Regions from separate parts of the Homo sapiens genome. Here region 2 is linked to region 1. A link is an interaction called in ENCODE POLR2A ChIA-PET data of the cell type or tissue named here. Cell type or tissue: MCF 10A. All regions are shown on one strand. Links, peaks and the distances in the headings refer to the core of each region. The heading gives the core; the rest is flanking DNA. Region 1 overlaps HK1 (hexokinase 1). Region 2 holds the start of LOC101928994 (a long non-coding RNA gene).

Region 1 (8,327 bases), core at 255-8,254:
GCTCAGGGCTCTGTTGTCTGCCTACTCTGTTAGCCAGGAAGCTGCCGTCCTCCACTTGGCTACTCAAGGTGTCTACAGGTGTGAGCTGGGTGAGTGACAATGATAACACCTGGCATTTGTACAGTTGTGTACACTTTCCAAGTATTTCCTCGTCCATTCTCTCATTTGAAAAGTGGGGGCAGAGAACAAGGCAGGAATCATTTACCTTATCTGACAGATGAAACAGAGGCCAGGCCAGGTACAATGGCTGACACCTGTAATCCCAGCACTTTGGGAGGCTGAGGTGGGTGGATCACTTGGCCAGTTCAAGACCAGCCTGGCCAACATGGCAAAACCCGTCTCTACTAAAACTATAAAAAAAAGTTAGCTGGGTGTGGTGCGGCGCTCCTGTAATCCCAGCTACTAGAGAGGCTGAGGCATGAGAACCGCTTGAACCAGGGAGGCAGAGGTTGCGGTGAGTCAAGATTGCGCCAGTGCACTCCAGCCTGGATGACAGAGCAAGAGTCTGTCTCAAAAAAAGAAAAAAAGAAAGAAAGAAAGAAAGAAAGAAAATGAGGCCTAGGGAACTTGATGGTCACCTCACAATACTGCTCAAGCTGGATGGGTCCTTTCGAGATAATGGATTCCAGATGAGGAAACTGTGGCTTACACATGAGGAAACTGAGGCCCAAGGATGCCCAGAAACCCACTGCTTTAAATGCAGAGTGCAAACTCCTGAGCCATGGAATTTACCATCTAGCAGAGCACTGTCCAACAGGAAGATAATATGAGCCACATATGCAATTTTAAGTTTCCTACTAGCCACATTTAAAAAGAACAGATGAAATTAATTTTGTTTTTTAGATAATCTCACTCTGTCACCCAGAATGGAGTGCAGTGGTGCAATCAAGGCTCATTGCAGCCTCAAACAATCAAAGCAATCCTTCTGCCTCAGACTCCCAAATGAAATAATGTATTTTATTTAACCCAGTATATCCAAAATGTTGTTTCTATGTCTAATCAATATCAGAAAAAAAATTTTTTTTTTTTTGAGACAAGGTCTTGGCTCCATCACCTAGGCTGGAGTGCAGTGCACTCCAATCATGGCTCACTGCAGCCTTGACCTCCTGGGCTCAAGCAATCCTCTCACCTCAGACTCCCAAGTGGCTGGGACCATAGATGTGTGCCACCATGCCCAGCTGACGTTTTTAATTATTTGCAGAGATGAGGTCTCGCTATATTGCCCTGGCTGATCTCAAGCTCCTGGGCTCAAGTGATCCTCTGGCCTCAGCCTTCTAAAGTGCCAGGATTACAGGTGTGAGCCACCATGCCCAGCCAATATTAGAAAACTATTAACGGGCTATTTCATATTCTTTGTGTCACATGAAATTTTTGAAAACCTGTGTGGAGTTTATATGCCACAGCACATCTCAAATCAGACTTGCTACATTTTAAGAGCTCAACAGCCACCTATGGCTGGCGCCTACTATTCTGGACACACAGCCCCAGCATTTCTGACATATCTCCATTATCAGAGCCTTGGGTGACAGTTTCTATGAAGAAGGCCGCTGAAATGTAGAACACGCAGTAGCTGAAAAGAAATATCCTTCCTTCCCATCTTAGGTTTATGGCTGAGGCCCCTATAACAAAAGACAGAGTAACAAGAACAATGTATACAAATTAATCTAAGTTTTTAGGTGACGCAGAAGCCTTCATAAGGAAATGAAGGTCCAAAGAAACAGGTAACTCTGGCCCGGCGTGGCGGCTCATGCCTGTGATCCCAGCACTTTGGGAGGCCGAGGCGGGCAGATCACTTGAGGCCAGGAGTTCGAGACCAGTCTAGTCAACATGGTGAAACCCCATCTCTACCAAAAATACAAAAATTAGCCAGGTATGGTGGCGCATGCCTGTAATCCCAGCTACTCAGGAGACCGAGGTGGGAGAATTGCTTGAACCAGGAAGGTGGAGGCTGCAGTGAGCCGAGACTGCACCACTGCACTCCAGCCTGGGCGACACAGCGAGAACTGTCTCAAAAAAAAAAAAAGAAAAAAAGAAAAGAAACAGGTAAGTCTGCATATTTCCCTATGTCAGGTTTGATGAAGAAGTGGATGATCGTGAAGAAGTGTGACTGGAGAAAGGGGATATGATCTAATAGTGATAAACTGAAGAGAACTTGGCAGGCCCTGTTTGTTCTTCTCTGTGTCCCTGTATCTCCAGAGATAAGGATGTCCCTTTCTTCTGGGTATAAGGTAGACACCTTCTTGAATGAGAGTCTGCATCAGGGAAGAAGGGAGGGGAAAGGTGAGAGACCTTCCTGCTTCTGCTGTTTTCTCAAATGCCATATTACTATTTGGGGATAGTATGTCCTGAACCCCATCAATGGCTTTGGAGTCTGGAGCCCTGGACCACCGTTCTGGTTCTGCAGGTACTGCAAGAATTGCCCACTGGCGTTAGGGAGGTCTGTGTACCCATCCTAGCTCTTCTGCTTTCTGGCCACCGAGATCACATGAATTCCACTTCCTGGGACTCACCTGCCCCATATGTAAGATGCAGGAAGAAATTCCTACATCCAAGCTTGATGGAAAGATCCAACTAAAGTAAGCATCTGATTAAATCAAGTATTTTATAAATGAAACAGAACTTTGTAAAGGTGAGGTGGTGTCTTTATCACAGCAGTAGCCTGGGTCTCCTACTTCACTCACCACACCCACCCAGACAGGGTCCTAGAAGGCACCAGGAGACATCAGGGACATGAGGTCTGGGTGAATAACATGGCTGAAGACAAGCCCCATGTGTCAATCAATTGATGGAATCGACAGCTGCTTACAGTACCCCCAGGCAGAGGCCAGGAGTGGGCATCGCAAGGAGCATTGAGGGGGTTTTCATGCAGGTTAAGCATTGCCCTCCTGGGGGGTCCTCTTTTAAATGCAGACAAGAATGGGAGAGGGAGACAAATGAAAAGGGAGATTTGAAAAACAGGGCAAATTCCTAACATTTCACTGTTAATGACCTTATCGGATCCATTTCCTTCCCAAGTGGAAGGGGCTCATCAACACTAAGCAAATGGGGCTGGGGGTGAGGCAGCAGGCACAGGCAGGAGACACCATGCTGGTGCTGGGGAGGGGCAGGAGATGGGGGGCAGGGAACCTGGAGGATCCCAAGCCAATTCCACCCCTCTCCCACCCCAGTCTTTCCCTCCTTGCATCTGTTTCCCTAAACTGCACAATGAGAGTTGGGTGTAATGGTGGAAAGAACATGGATTTCTGAATCAGGGGACCAGCAGTAGTGTTCCTATCCCTGTCATTCATGAGTTGTGTGGTCATCAGAAAGTCAATTCACCACCTGGGGGGCCTTCGTTTGCTCATTTCTGAATGGAGTTGATGCCTTCCTCCTTAAATCGATTAAAAGCAGGGGTTTTCCAAGAAATTCCATTCCTACATATACACCCAACAGACATGAAAGCATGTCTGGCCGGGCGCGGTGGCTCACGCCTGTAATCCCAGCACTTTGGGAGGCTAAGGTGGGTGGATCACAAGGTCAAGAAATCAAGAACATCCTGGCCAACATGGTGAAACTCCGTCTCTACTGAAAATACAAAAATTAGCTGGGCATGGTGGCATGCGCCTATAGTCCCAGCTACTTGGGAGGCTGAGGCAGGAGAATCACTTGAACCCGGGAGGCAGAGGTTGCACTGAGCCAAGATTGCACCACTGCACTCCAGCCTGGTGACAGAGCAAGACTCCATCTGAAAAAAAAAAAAGAAGAAGAAAGAAAGAAAGCATGTCTATACAAAAAAAAATTCACACACAAATGTTCAGAGCAGCATTATTCATAACAGCCGAAAAGAGTGGAAGCAGTCCAAATGCCCATCAACTGACAAATGGAAAAACAAAATGTAGTAGATAAATACAATGGAATAGCATTCAGCAATAAAAAGGAATGAAGTGCTAACACATGCTACTACATGGATGAACCTTGAAGACATTATGCTAAATAAAAGAGGCTAGACACAAAAAGCCTCATTTTATATTATTCCATTTATATGAAATGTCCATAAGAGGCAAATCCATTTAAAAAAAAAGAAAAAAAAAGGTAGATAGTGGTTGCCAGAAGCTAGGTGGAGGAAGAAATGGGAAGTGACTGCTAACGGGTAGTTTTTTTCGGAGGGTGATGAAAATATTCTGGAATTAGATGGTGATGGTGCTCGGACAACCTTGTAAATCTATTAGAAACCACTGAATTGTACACTGTACAATGATGCGTTTCATGGTAGGTGAATTATAACTCAATTGAGAAAATAATAAAAGCAGGAGCTCTGCCATCAGCCTTGATGAGGCTGAATGCTGGCTCTATCGTTCACTATCTGGGCCTCACCGTCTGAAATCACACCCACCTCACAAGGGCGTTGTGGGGATGAACTAAGCAAAGGCTCACGATGCCTTTAGCACAGTACATGGCAATGAATACAACAATGAATGTTGGCTTTGGTTCATATGAGTACTAGAAATGATTAAATAAGACCCCTGCTAAGAAAAAGAAAAGCCGGGCGCCTAGTAGGCACTGAATGCCCCCTTCCCTGTAAGGCACCCTCGAGGTCTCCGAGTCTGGAGCCTGTAATCAGGCATAGACTCAAGATGAACATGAGCCGACATTTTCTGCCTCGCACAGGGACAGCTCAGCTTCTGTGTGCAAAGGGCTGAGCCGCCGACTTCACGGTTCAGTTTTCCCTGCCACGTGGGTACAGCCACCCTCTCCTTTTACGGAAGACGGTCTGAGAGGCTGCTGGCTTGAGTTTTCTCTGAGCAGAGCTGGGCACATTTACGCAACAGATAAGCCTGCCCTACCCGGGTCGGATCCACCCGGGAAGAGAGAAAGTGTGTGCAAGTGAAAGCTCACAAATGTGTGTTTCAACTCCCAGAAAAGCTTAACGGAGTCAGCCCACAGCACCAGGGGCCATGGAGAGCCATCCTAAGCCTTTCCCTGCATCAACTATCCCTCCCCAGTGCAGATATCTCAGCAGCAGCAGTCCATGGAGCTGTCAACTTCAGTCCGTGGGACTCTGAAGCAAGGACTCTGATAAGGTAACTCAGGAAATGGGCTAATTTTAAACACAGCTCGAATACTGTGATGTGAATGGAAACAACTGAGGAAGGAAACAGACTAAAACTCATCTATTACAAATTTGCAAAGGTTTGACCATAACAAGGGTTGGTGTGGAACAAAGGCAACCTGCACATACTTCCGATGGGAGTGTGAACTGGCATGACCACGGATGGCAACTTGGCAGAATCTCGTATATGGGAAAACGCACACATCTCTCCGCCTGGTGATCTCAGCCCTAGGTACACAGCTTAGAGCCTAGAGAAACTTGTGCATGCGCTGAATGAGTTGTTCTAGAGAAAGTTCACCAAGGCATTGTTTGTCACTTGAAACATTAGAAACACAAATGCCTATCAAAAGCAGAATAGATGAATTAACTAGGGAGCTTTTATACTCTGTAAGAAACCAGAGCAGTTTAATGAAACAGTTACGTAGATCAACATTTTTAAAATCTCAAAAATACAATGTTGAGCTAAAAGAAAGTAAATGGCGGAAGGATACATACAGTATAGCACCATTTATAAGAGTTTAAAACTGGCTGAGTGTGGGGGCTCAGGCCTATAATCCCAGAACTTTGGAAAGAGGCCTAGGCAGGTGGATCACTTGAGGTCAGGATTTTGAGACCAGCCTGACCAACATGGTGAAACCCCGTCTCTACTAAAAATACAAAAAAATTAGCCAGGTATGATCTCAGCTACTCAGGAGGCTGAGGCAGGAGGATTGCTTGAACCCAGGAGGCAGAGGTTGCTGTGAGCTGAGACCGTGCCACTGCACTCCAGCCTGGGCAACAAAATGAGATTCCATCTCAAAAAAAAAAAAAAAAAAAAAAGTTTAAAACCACACAAAGCAATACCATATATTGCTTAAACACATAGTCAGTATAGCACCATTTACAAAAGATCAAAACCATATATCTATAAAGCAATACCATATACTGTTTATAGACATATGCATATGTAATAAAAGCGTAAAAACATGCATGAAAAGATAAACACCAAATTCAGGACAGAGGTCACCTCCGAAGGGAGAAGCAGCAAACTATCTCAGAGATGGCATAGAAAGGGCTTCAACTGTGTCTGTAATGTAATTGTAATTGTGTCTATAACTTCTCAAGCTGAGTAGCAGACTCAGAGGTGTTTATGTGAACCTCAATCTTCTTTTATGTGCCTCAAATATTTCATAATAAAAAATTAACTCAAATGTATTGATTTGTGAGGGGACAGTATTAAAATACAGGTTCCAAGGTAAAACATTAAAATCAACAAGGACAGGTTTTTCTCCTAAAAGAAGGAAACAGAGGAAGCAAGAAGAGCCCTCTGAATCCTATTCCTGATTTTCTTTCGACCTTAGAAAAATGTTTTATCTCCTCTGGATGGGCCTTCAGTCTCTGTTTCTAAATGGGGAATAAATTGCTTGCCTTCTGTCTGCAACACACAAGGCAGGCAGCAGGATGCCCTGGGGAGGGAGCCGTGCTGGGAAGCCCGGGAATAATACTTCCTGTACTGACAACCTCGCTGAGGCTTTTGAAAGAGCATATGAAAGCATACACACACCTACACATATGTTAGTATAGTTGTGTGCAGAAACATTTATAGTGTAATCTCAATTACATATATATATAATTCATACCCGACATGACACTCACGAAGTGTTCCAGGATGCCCAGAGACAAAAAGCCATTAAAAAAAAAAAAAGCGGCCAGGCGCGGTGGCTCACGTCTGTAATCCCAACACTTTGGGAGGCCGAGGCGGGTGAATCACGAGGTCAGGAATTCAAGACCAGCCTGGCCAACACGGTGAAACCCCGTCTCTACAAAAAATACAAAAAATTAGCTGGGTGTAGTGGCAGGCACCTGTAATCCCAGCTACTAGGGAGGCTGAGGCAGAAGAATCGCTTGAACCTGGCAGGCAGAGGTTGCAGGGAGGTGAGATCGTGCTACTGTACTACAACCCAGGCGACAGAGTAAGACTCTGTCTCAAAAAAAAAAAATGCAGTCCAGAGGCAGTAGCTGGCACCCGTAATCCCAGCATTTCGGGAGGCCAAGGCGGGCAGATCACTTGCGGTCAGGAGTTTGAAACCAGCCTGGCCAACATGGTGAAACCCAGTCTCTATTTAAAATACAAAAATTAGCCGGGCATGGTGGCAGGCGACTGTAATCCCAGCTACTGGGGGGCAGGGGGGGGCACTGAGGCAGAAGTATCACTTGAACCCGCGAGATGGAGGTTTCAGTGAGCTGAGATCACACCACTGCACTCCAACCCAGGATACAGAGTGAGACCCCATCTCAAAAAAAAAAAAAAAAATGCAGGCCAGGAGCATTGGCTGGTGCCTGTAATCCCAGCTACTCAGGAGGCTGAGGCAGGAGAATCGCTTGAACCCAGGAGACAGAGGTTGCAATGAGCCGAGATCACATCACTGCATTCCAGCCTGGGCAACAGAGCAGAACTCCATCTCAAAAAAAAAGAATAAGAAAATACATGGCCGGGTGTGGTGGCTCACACCTGTAATCCCAGCACTTTGGGAGGTCGAGGCAGGCGGATCACAAGATCAGGAGATCGAGACCATCCTGGCTAATACAGTGAAACCCCGTCTCTCCTAAAAATACAAAAAATTAGACGGGAGTGGTGGCAGGCGCCTGTAGTCCCAGCTACTCAGGAGGCTGAGGCAGGAGAATGGCGAGAACCCAGGAGGCGGAGCTTGCAGTGAGCTGAGATCGTGCCACTGCACTCCAGCCTGGGCAACAGAGCGAAGACTCCATCTCAAAAAAAAAAAAAAAAAAAAAAAATACACATTTTTGTGACAATTAATTTTGACTCCACCTTACAAAGTTTCTAAGTATAATATCCCTGATGTGTACTGTTTACCAGAAGTCAATGTTATTTCCAGAAATCAAGACCAATCAAACTGTAAAATTTTTACCTATTTTTCTTTAAGATCAAATACAATGAACACAACCCAGTGTATATTAAGTGGTTGCAAAAGATCCCGTTGTTAAGGTTTATTAGGCCAGAAGGCAGTGGGCACCTGTCCTGCTACTCCAAACAGACTAACACATCCCCAGAACTGGGGATGGGAGCAGCTTCCTGAAGCACTTAAGGAGCTAACATCTGCAGCCTAGCTGTAAGCAGTTCCTAGCCTAGGGATTTCCCACCCAAGGTATGACCACACCATGCTGTGGGCCCTCATAGCCCATATGCTTTGCACATATAACACAGCAAATACTTCATTTTTTTTTAATTATTATTTTT
Region 2 (8,322 bases), core at 323-8,322, 96 kb after region 1:
AATTAAATGCCCTTCCTTAGTTTAAATTTTACCTGAAAAATCTTTATTGTAATATGACACTAAGTGGGTCAAAATGGGCCGGGCACAGTGGCTCACCACGCCTGCAATCCCAGCACTTTGGGAGGCTGAGGCGGGAGGATCTCCTGAAGTTGGGCATTCAAGACCAGCCTGGCCAACATGGTGAAACTCCGTCTCTACTGAAAATACAAAAATTAGTTGGGTGTGGTGGCAGGCACCTGTAATACCACCATTCGGGAGGCTGAGACAGGAGAATTGCCTGAACCTGGGAGACGGAGATTGTGGTGAGCCGAGATCACACCACTGCACTCCAGCCTGGGCGACAGAGCTCAAAAAAAAAAAAAAAAATCAAAATGCTTTCAGGCACCTGCTGCCATTTTAAATGAAGTTCTAAAGTGGTGTCTTTCTGGAAAGGCACTGTAGTTGGGGAGCTTATGAACTTGGGGTGGGCTACTCTTGGTTGTGTGGCTTTGTGCAAGTCTCTTAACCTCGCTGAGCTGCAGTGTTTCTCAAATATAGAATGAAGATAATCATATCTACCTCTTAGAATTGTTTGGGGGATTTAACAAGATAATGCGCATAAAGCATTTGGCACAGCGCGAGGTACAGTGTCAAAACCGGAGGCACGTGCTTTTATCATTATTATTGAGAAAGATGTTGGTGGGTATTCAACATAGATAAATGACAAAATCCTGGATGGATAAACCATCCGTTCACACCCTCCGCTGCCAAGCTATCAAGAAAGCATGTGCATTTAATTCTTAAAGTTGAATGAATTCTCACAGAGCTTGAGAATTTTCTTCCTTCTTCCTGGAGTCTCTGTTCCAGAGCTCTCTAATAAGAGCAGCTGGCACACTCTCACTCCACCACCTGCACTACAGGATCCAGCCAGGGCCCTGATTCCCAACCCCCTGACATACACATCTACTCACTCCTAGGACCTTTCTCTGCCAGCCAGCTCCACTTGGTCTCACCCAAACATTCCCTGGAAACTTTTTTGTTTGTTTTTTGTTTGCTTGTTGTTGTTTTTTGTTTGTTTGTTTGTTTCTGACAGAGTCTCGCGCTGTCACCCAGGCTGGAATGCAGTGGCGTGATCTCAGCTCACCACAACCTCCACCTTGTGGGTTCAAGTGATTCTCCTGCCTCAGCCTCCCGAGTAGCTGGGATTACAGGCGCCCGCCACCAGGCCCAGCTAATTTTTGTATTTTTAATAGAGATGGGGTTTCACCATGTTGGCCAGGCTGGTCTTGAACTCCTGATGTCAGGTGATCTGCCCCCCTCGGCCTCCCAAAGTGCTGGGATTACAGGCATGAACCACCGCATCTGGCTGCTTGTTTTAGAGATGGAGTCTCGCTTTGTGGCCTGCGCTGCTGGAGTGCAGTGGTGTGATCACAGCCCACTGCAGCCTGGACTCCCTGGCTCAAGCAATCCTCCCGCCTCAGCCTCCCAGGGTGCTGGGATTATAGGCAAAAGCCACCACGCCAGGCCCCTGGAACCTTCTTTATATTATTTTTCTCAGTCCTTTCTTTATAAAAGAATGAAAAAGTAAAACTCAGCCTGTCCCCTGTATAGATGATGGCAAATTCCCACGATGGAATCAAATAAATGATTGACACCTTTCAACTGTGAGATAGTTATCAAGCACCTATTAAATACAACACATTGTCAGAGACCTTGGCGGGGAAGGTCTGTGCCCTTGGCGGGCACTGCTTGCCCTCCAAAAACCTCTGTTGAATTTAGGGATAAGATACAAAAGCACAAAGAGACAAGTAATCCAGGGACAGTCACCACAGCCTAGCAGCTACTGTGTAAGGCCCAACCACAGTGTTGGATGCTTTACAAATGCTTTGCCTAAGCTTCACCTCAGCCCAACAAGCAGATGTTATTATCCCTGCTTTACAAATGAGAAAACAAGGTGGGACACAATGGCCCATGCCTGTAATCCCAACGCTTTGGGAGGCAGAGGCAGGCAGATTACTTAAACCCAGGAGTTTGAGACCAGCTTGGGCAATATAGTGAGACCTCATCTCTACAAAGAAAAAAATAAAAATAAATAAAATTTTCTCAAAGAGAAAACAAGAGGCTCATGAAATTAAGGAACTGGTCCAAGGGGACACAATTTGTCCTGAACCATGATTCAAAGCCATGTGTGTGGAACATGAAAGCTCATTCCCTTTCACTATTCCACACCAATAAGTGACTCAAGCCAACAATATCAAGCACATCCCAAGGAGGTCCATGTGACTGTCAACTGGGCATCATAACCAGGAGGGCCAGGAGGAGGAGATTGATCAGGGTCCCCAACCCAGACAGGAGTGGCCCGGGGAGACTAGACTCTTGACAGTAACTCCCCCAACCTGGCCCCAGAACGTCCCCTTATTTGCTGTCTTTATTCACATAAGATTGGGTTAGCTTCCTCCTGCTTACAGATTGAAAACTGAGACACACAGAGATGAGTTACCAGGAACCCCGGCCTAGCTGGTGACACAGTTCAGACTGTGTATCCCAGGCTCTGTGTCTGCTCCAGGACATTCTCACTCCTCCAGTGCCCCCATTCCTTTTTTTTTTTTTGAGACGGAGTCTTGCTCTGTCACCCAGGCTGGAGTGCAGTGGCACAATCTCGGCTCACTGCAAGCTCCGCCTCCCGGGTTCACGCCATTCTCCTGCCTCAGCCTCCCAAGTGGCTGGGACTACAGGCGCCCGGCACCACACCCAGCTAATTTTTTGCATTTTTAGTAGAGACGGGGTTTCACCATGTTAGCCAGGATGGTCTCGATCTCCTGACCTCATGATCCGCCCGCCTCGGCCTCCCAAAGTGCTGGGATTATAGGCGTGAGCCACCGCGCCTGGTCCTCCAGTGCCCCCATTCTAATCCTCCTCCTGAGGGCTCACTACAGGGAGAGACTCCCCAGCCTTCCCATGTTTCTTCTAGTTGGCTATGTCAGTGGTCCTAAGTGCAGGCCTCAGGCAGCATCACATCTGCCAGGAACCTGTCAGGGAGGCGAATTTAGGGCCTCCTTGCAGAACCACTGATTCCAGTAGGCCCAGCAATCTGTGCTTAAAACAAGCCCTCCAAGGAATTCCTCACACCAAGGTTTGAGAGCTAGTGAAAAGCATTCTACTCCCCCGAGCTGTGCCCACGTTAATCATAAAATCAAGGCCATTGCGTTAACAAGTTCTCTGCCTCACGCTGCCACCTCATCATGAACAAAAAGAAAAGAAAAAGACAAACAAGAAAGCTCCTGCTGTTCTCTCCTGCGTGCAGCCTGACTCCCACCCGTGCCCACATTCCCCAAGCCCCAATTCCTGCACTGCTGCTTCCCTCCGCGCCTTACCTCTTCCAGTTTAGTCTGTCGACAGGGGAAAGAAAAAGTTAGGCCAAGGGGCAATTTCTTATGCTTTAAATCTTTGGTCTTCATGAAATCTGCCAGACAGTCAGCTACATATTCAAACAGCTGCAGAGAAGAGAAAGCAAAGTACATGGGCTAAGGTGTGGTTTCCCCACACACGGATGCCACCGCCTTCCCTGCGGTCACAGGAGCCACCTGCCAGGTACCTCTGTGCCGTTCCCGCGGATGATTTCATTGGGCGTTGGGTAGAACTGACTCTCCATCTGCACGTGTCGCTTCCCCTCTTCAGCGACTTGCACCTTCAGCACTCGGAACTTGGACCCTCCGAGATCCAGGGAAAGGAACTCCCCATTTTCTATTAAGAAACAAATTCAGTTTCCATTTATTGAGGGTCTACTACAGATATGGCAAGCTCTGCATTAGAGGTTGGACATATAATCAACGTCTTCAAATCACAGCCACTAGGTATCATTATGCTCATTTGCCAAGGCTGAGGACTCTGGCCATTTCTCAGAGCCCTCGAGGTAAGGCGCAGAGCTGAGATGTGAACTAAGTCAGCCTGACTCTGCAGCCTGAGCCCAACCCACTGGCTCATGCTGTAGGAATGTGCATGTCAACTGGAGAGGGCAAATGTGAGCACAGCCCTTGCGGTGGTATGAGAGGTGGCCTCGACGGTGGAGCCCATCCTGGGATGCCATCACTGGGAAGAGAGAGCTGGTGCTCCCAGCCTGGGGAAACTCGGATAAAGGTATGAGGGGGAAGACAGGATGTGCGGCGAGGAGCAGCCAGCCTCCTGCAGCCGATGATCCTATGGGCAGAGGGAAAACACTCCTGGAGGGGAGAGGAGACAGGGACTAAACAATGGCCCTTGAGGTGCCAAGGATGCTGATTTTTTTAGGCCAGAGCCACTCCAAAAGGAGACATTGGAACACAACCCAGCCCAGCCCAAGACAGATGCCATTAATTGAAAGGTGGGGGCTGGGCACAGTGGCTCATGCCTGTAATCCCAGCATTTTGGGAGGCCGAGACGGGCAGATCACCTGAGGTCAGCAGTTCAAGAACAGCCTGGCCAACTTGGTGATGTTGCTGCTGTTGCTGGTCTGTAGACCATAGTTAGAGTAGCAAAGGTGCAGCCAGCTCGATTTTTTGTTTTTGTGTAGACATCCGGAAATTCTTACCTTCACAGATCAGCCACAAAGGAGCTGATGGAGTCATTTATTATTTGGTGAGGGAATTCAGGGAGTTAATCCTATGCAACTTTTATTAGTATATATTATGCACCAAGTAAGAGGGTTCTCCCAGATGCTGTCTTGCTGTGTAGGAGGTAGGGTAGATCCCACAATCTATGTCCACACATTTACTGAGCATCTACTCTGTGCTGAGTAACATGTGTTAGGTGCTAGGGATGCGCAGATGAAAGACGGTGTGCTCCCTGGGAAATTGATCCGAAATACAGGCGCATAAATCAGCTATTTCCATATAGTAGGACCAGTGCTCAGATTGTGAGAGGCACAGGGAGAGATATCCAGGTCAAAGCTGGGAGACAAAGGCAGCTGGCTTTGCAGGGAGGGGACACAGAGCTGAGTGTTGAAGGGTGAGCAGGAGTCAGGCTGCCAGGCTGCCGGGAGCGGGGGTCCCAGGGAGAGGAACCACGGGCAAAGGAATGAGAAAGCATCCGCTAAGAGTGAGTGTGCTTTTGCCAAAGGAGGGCAGCTGTCACAGAAATGAGGTTGGAAGGTGGCTCTCAGGTTAAATTTGGAAGGATTTGGAAAAGCTATCCACCCCAAGGAGCTTGGGCTTTATCTGGAAGGTGAGAGGGAGCTGCAGAAAGATTTTAAGCTAGGGAGTGCCAAGATCTGAGATTCTGGGGACAAATGCCTCTGACACCAACCAGAATAGACTGAGGGTTTAACAAAAGAAGAGGCTGCTGCACTGCCATCGGACGGGAGGGGATGTGCTGAGACCTGGCCAGTGTCGGTGTGGAGGCATCCCACTCCCGGCCCGCATCGCAATCACTATCAAACACCTCACTCCACCAGTGGCTCGAGGTGCCATTTCATGGATGCCACATGGTGTGATCCCTTCTGTCTCTGACCCCAGAAAAAAGGAACCAGTGGACCCTGGGAGAGGGAGGACTTGCCCAGGCAACAGCAGTCTGTGGGGCCTCAGAGTCTTCACAGACATCAAGAAAACAGCCCCGGCCAGGCACGGTGGCTCACACCTGTGGTCCCAGCACTTTGGGAGGCCCAGGCAGGAGAATTAATCCCTTGCCAAGAGTTCAACACCAGCCTGGTCAATATGGTAAAACCCTGTCTCTACAAAACAAAAGACAAAAAAGTCAGTTGGGCGTAGTGGCATGCACCTGTAGTCCCAGCTACTTGGGAGGCTGAAGCAGGAGGATCACTTGAGCCTAGAAGGTCAAGGCTGCAGTGATCTATGATGGCTCCATTGCACTGCAGGTTGGGCAACGGAGGGAGACCTTGTTTCTAAAAAGAAAGAAAAGAGAAAACAGTGTCCTAAGCGGGGTAAATTGCTTTGGCCAATCTGCCTGCTCCAGAGGACCCTCCATGAACTGCCTTGGACCCAATGGTTCCCTTCTCGTAAGTCACTGCTGGTGCTGGTGCCTTCACTCCCTCCTTTTACCCAGTGCAGAGTCTCCCAAAGGTGCACAGTGGCTGAATGCGGAGATTCCTGGAGATTCAGAGTCCCCAGGGGGAGGGGCTGGGAAAGTGTGTATTAGGAAACACTCGAGGCTCCAGGCTGACGACCTCAGGGCTCCCGGGCTCACCCCCAAGGCCTATTTGGCCTTGGAGGCTGACTGGAGGCTAAGGCCTGGAACAGAGCCAGCAGGGGTCAAGCCAAAGAATCACAGTCACCCTCATGCTTCCCATGCCCCTTCCATGACTGGCAGAGAAGGCTCCAGTATTAACACAGCACTTTTAAGGCACTTGATCCTGTCAGAACAGACCACTGCAGCCCCCTGACCAAAAGGCTGGGTGGTAACTAAGGCTCAAACAGGTGACTCCCTCGCAGATAGGTCCTGATGGGAGTAGGCAAACTCAGGACTTCTCTGGAAGCTGCATACATTTCTGAAACGGACACCATAAGGAATTAGGAGAGTTTTGCTTGTTTTTTGTCGGTAATCATGAAATTATACCACCAGCTCACAAGAGCTAGGAGGACTTGGGACAAGATTTTAGAGATGTTAAAGCACGCCATCCACATGATCTCATTAAATCCTGACAATCATGTATGGTGCCGGGATTTACCAAGAACACCTGGCTTATTAGGGACTCTGGGCCCAGGGACCTCGGCACAACAGAATCACTGGTGAGATGCTTTGTGTGGTGAGAGGCTCTGCGGAGACGGGGATGGGGAGCTGGGCGTCTTCCCGGCTAAGGAGGAGAGAGTTTCTATGACTTAGTTAGTTTCACTTCTGAACCTTCAGAAGCAGCCAGGGCCAGGAGGACACCGCCTGTCCCAGAGCCTCCAGACCATCAAAGGCCACCTTCCCTTGCTTCTGGGGACACACCTTGTCTGTATCAGGAGGAGGGGCTGCAGTCCAGGAAGCCAGGCGGACTTAGCCCTGGTGCTCCCCACATGACTCAGCTGCTTCCTCCCAGGGGCCCCAGATGCCCTGTCAAGGACACGTCCCAGTACTCTCGTCAAGCTGTGGCAAGGACAGAGCCAAGATTTCAAAGTAGGGCTGTCTCTCTCCGAAGCTCAACGTCCTTCCAGGACAGGGCACTGTCCATCCCAAGCACCTACCCACAAGTGAGGGCACAGGGCCTTTCCCAGTGCAGTGTCCCAGGGCCTCTCAACCAGCAGAGCCAAGCTACCTTGATCCAGGCATTGCTCCAGAGAGGTCCAGAACACGACTGATCCCATCAAAGCCCCCTGAGAGCTCCCAAACCTCAGACCCTGCTCCTGCGAGAGCCCCAGTGCTCTTTCACGAGCTCGGTTTGGGCACTGGGACCCTGACATGGGAGAAACCCCTTGGTCCTTGGTGGTTCTGTCTGAACAGCCACACCACAGGGTTGTCACAGGAAATATGTGGCTCAGCGAGTCCCCAGCACCCCATGACCACAGTGGTTGCTCAGTAAATGGCAGCTTTCTCTCTTTCTTTCTTTCTTTTTCTTTGCTTTCTTTCTTTCTTCTTTCTCTTTCTTTCTTTCTCTTTCTTCTTTCTTTCCTTTCTTTCTTCTTTCTCTCTCTTTCTTTCTTTCTTTCTTCTTCCTTTCTTTCTTTCTTTTTTGATGGCGTCTCGCTCTGTCACCCAGGCTGGAGTGCAGTGGCGCAATCTCGGCTCACTGCAACCTCTGCCTTGCAGGTTCAAGTGATTCTCCTGCCTCAGCCTCCCGAGTAGCTGGGATTACAGGTGCATGCCATCACACCTGGCTAATTGTTGTATTTTTAGTAGAGGTGGAGTTTCACCATGTTGGCCAGGCTGGTCTCGAGCATCTGACCTCAAGTGATCTGCCCCCCTCGGCCTCCCAAAGTTCTGGGATTACAGGCGTGAGCCACCACTCCAGGCCAGTAGCAGCCCTTTTCCCTCTTACAGCTTCATTCAGAGGCTGAGAATGGAAGAGTTGGATGGGACCTCATAGATCCTATCTACAGATTTCTAGGCCATTGTAGGCAAAATAATGTCCCCCACCCCCAACAAAGATGCTCACATCCTAATCCCCAGATCCTGTGAATATCTGAGGGTGCAAGGCAAAGGGGAATTAAGGTTGCAGATGGGATCAAAATTGCTCATCAGCTGACCTTGAAGTTGGGAGATTATCCTGGATTATCTAAGCATGACTAACGTGATCACAGGATCTTTAAATGTTGAAAGGAGGCAGAAGGTCAGGTCAGAGAGGGACCTGAAGAGGCTACACTGCTGGCTTTGAGAACAGAAAGGGGCATGCCTCAAGGATGCAGGTGGCCTCTCGAAACTGGAAAAGTTAAG

What was found. ChIA-PET counts read pairs that join two places held together with the same protein. Peaks named below come from ENCODE experiments on the same cell type or tissue, not always from the same donor. Only the 100,000 strongest peaks of a DNase experiment are listed, where the experiment ranks them.
Region 2: POLR2A ChIA-PET joins it to region 1 with 5 read pairs; 8 of 35 experiments call an interaction of 5 or more read pairs at or near these places.

Annotation. Positions count from the first base shown.
Region 1 is chr10:69,324,582-69,332,908 of GRCh38, reverse strand. The region is part of intron 1 of HK1 (hexokinase 1); the gene reads right to left. Among named protein-coding and RNA genes, the nearest start is that of HK1, 9.9 kb to the right of the region's middle. RefSeq lists enhancers at 2,439-3,240, 3,241-4,042, 6,496-7,104 and silencers at 4,642-4,936, 4,662-4,956. In MCF 10A, for the core only: no CTCF peak of the experiment used is centred there; DNase peaks (open chromatin) are centred at 428, 4,738 and 6,588.
Region 2 is chr10:69,228,165-69,236,486 of GRCh38, reverse strand. It overlaps HKDC1 (hexokinase domain containing 1), which reads right to left. Exons shown (of 18, transcript NM_025130.4): 3 at 3,575-3,723; 4 at 3,354-3,473. LOC101928994 (a long non-coding RNA gene) reads left to right here and starts at 3,997. Exons shown (of 5, transcript NR_120648.1): 1 at 3,997-4,116. RefSeq lists enhancers at 3,115-3,840, 3,454-4,653, 6,650-6,699, 6,740-6,799, 7,099-7,268. In MCF 10A, for the core only: no CTCF peak of the experiment used is centred there; a DNase peak (open chromatin) is centred at 3,946.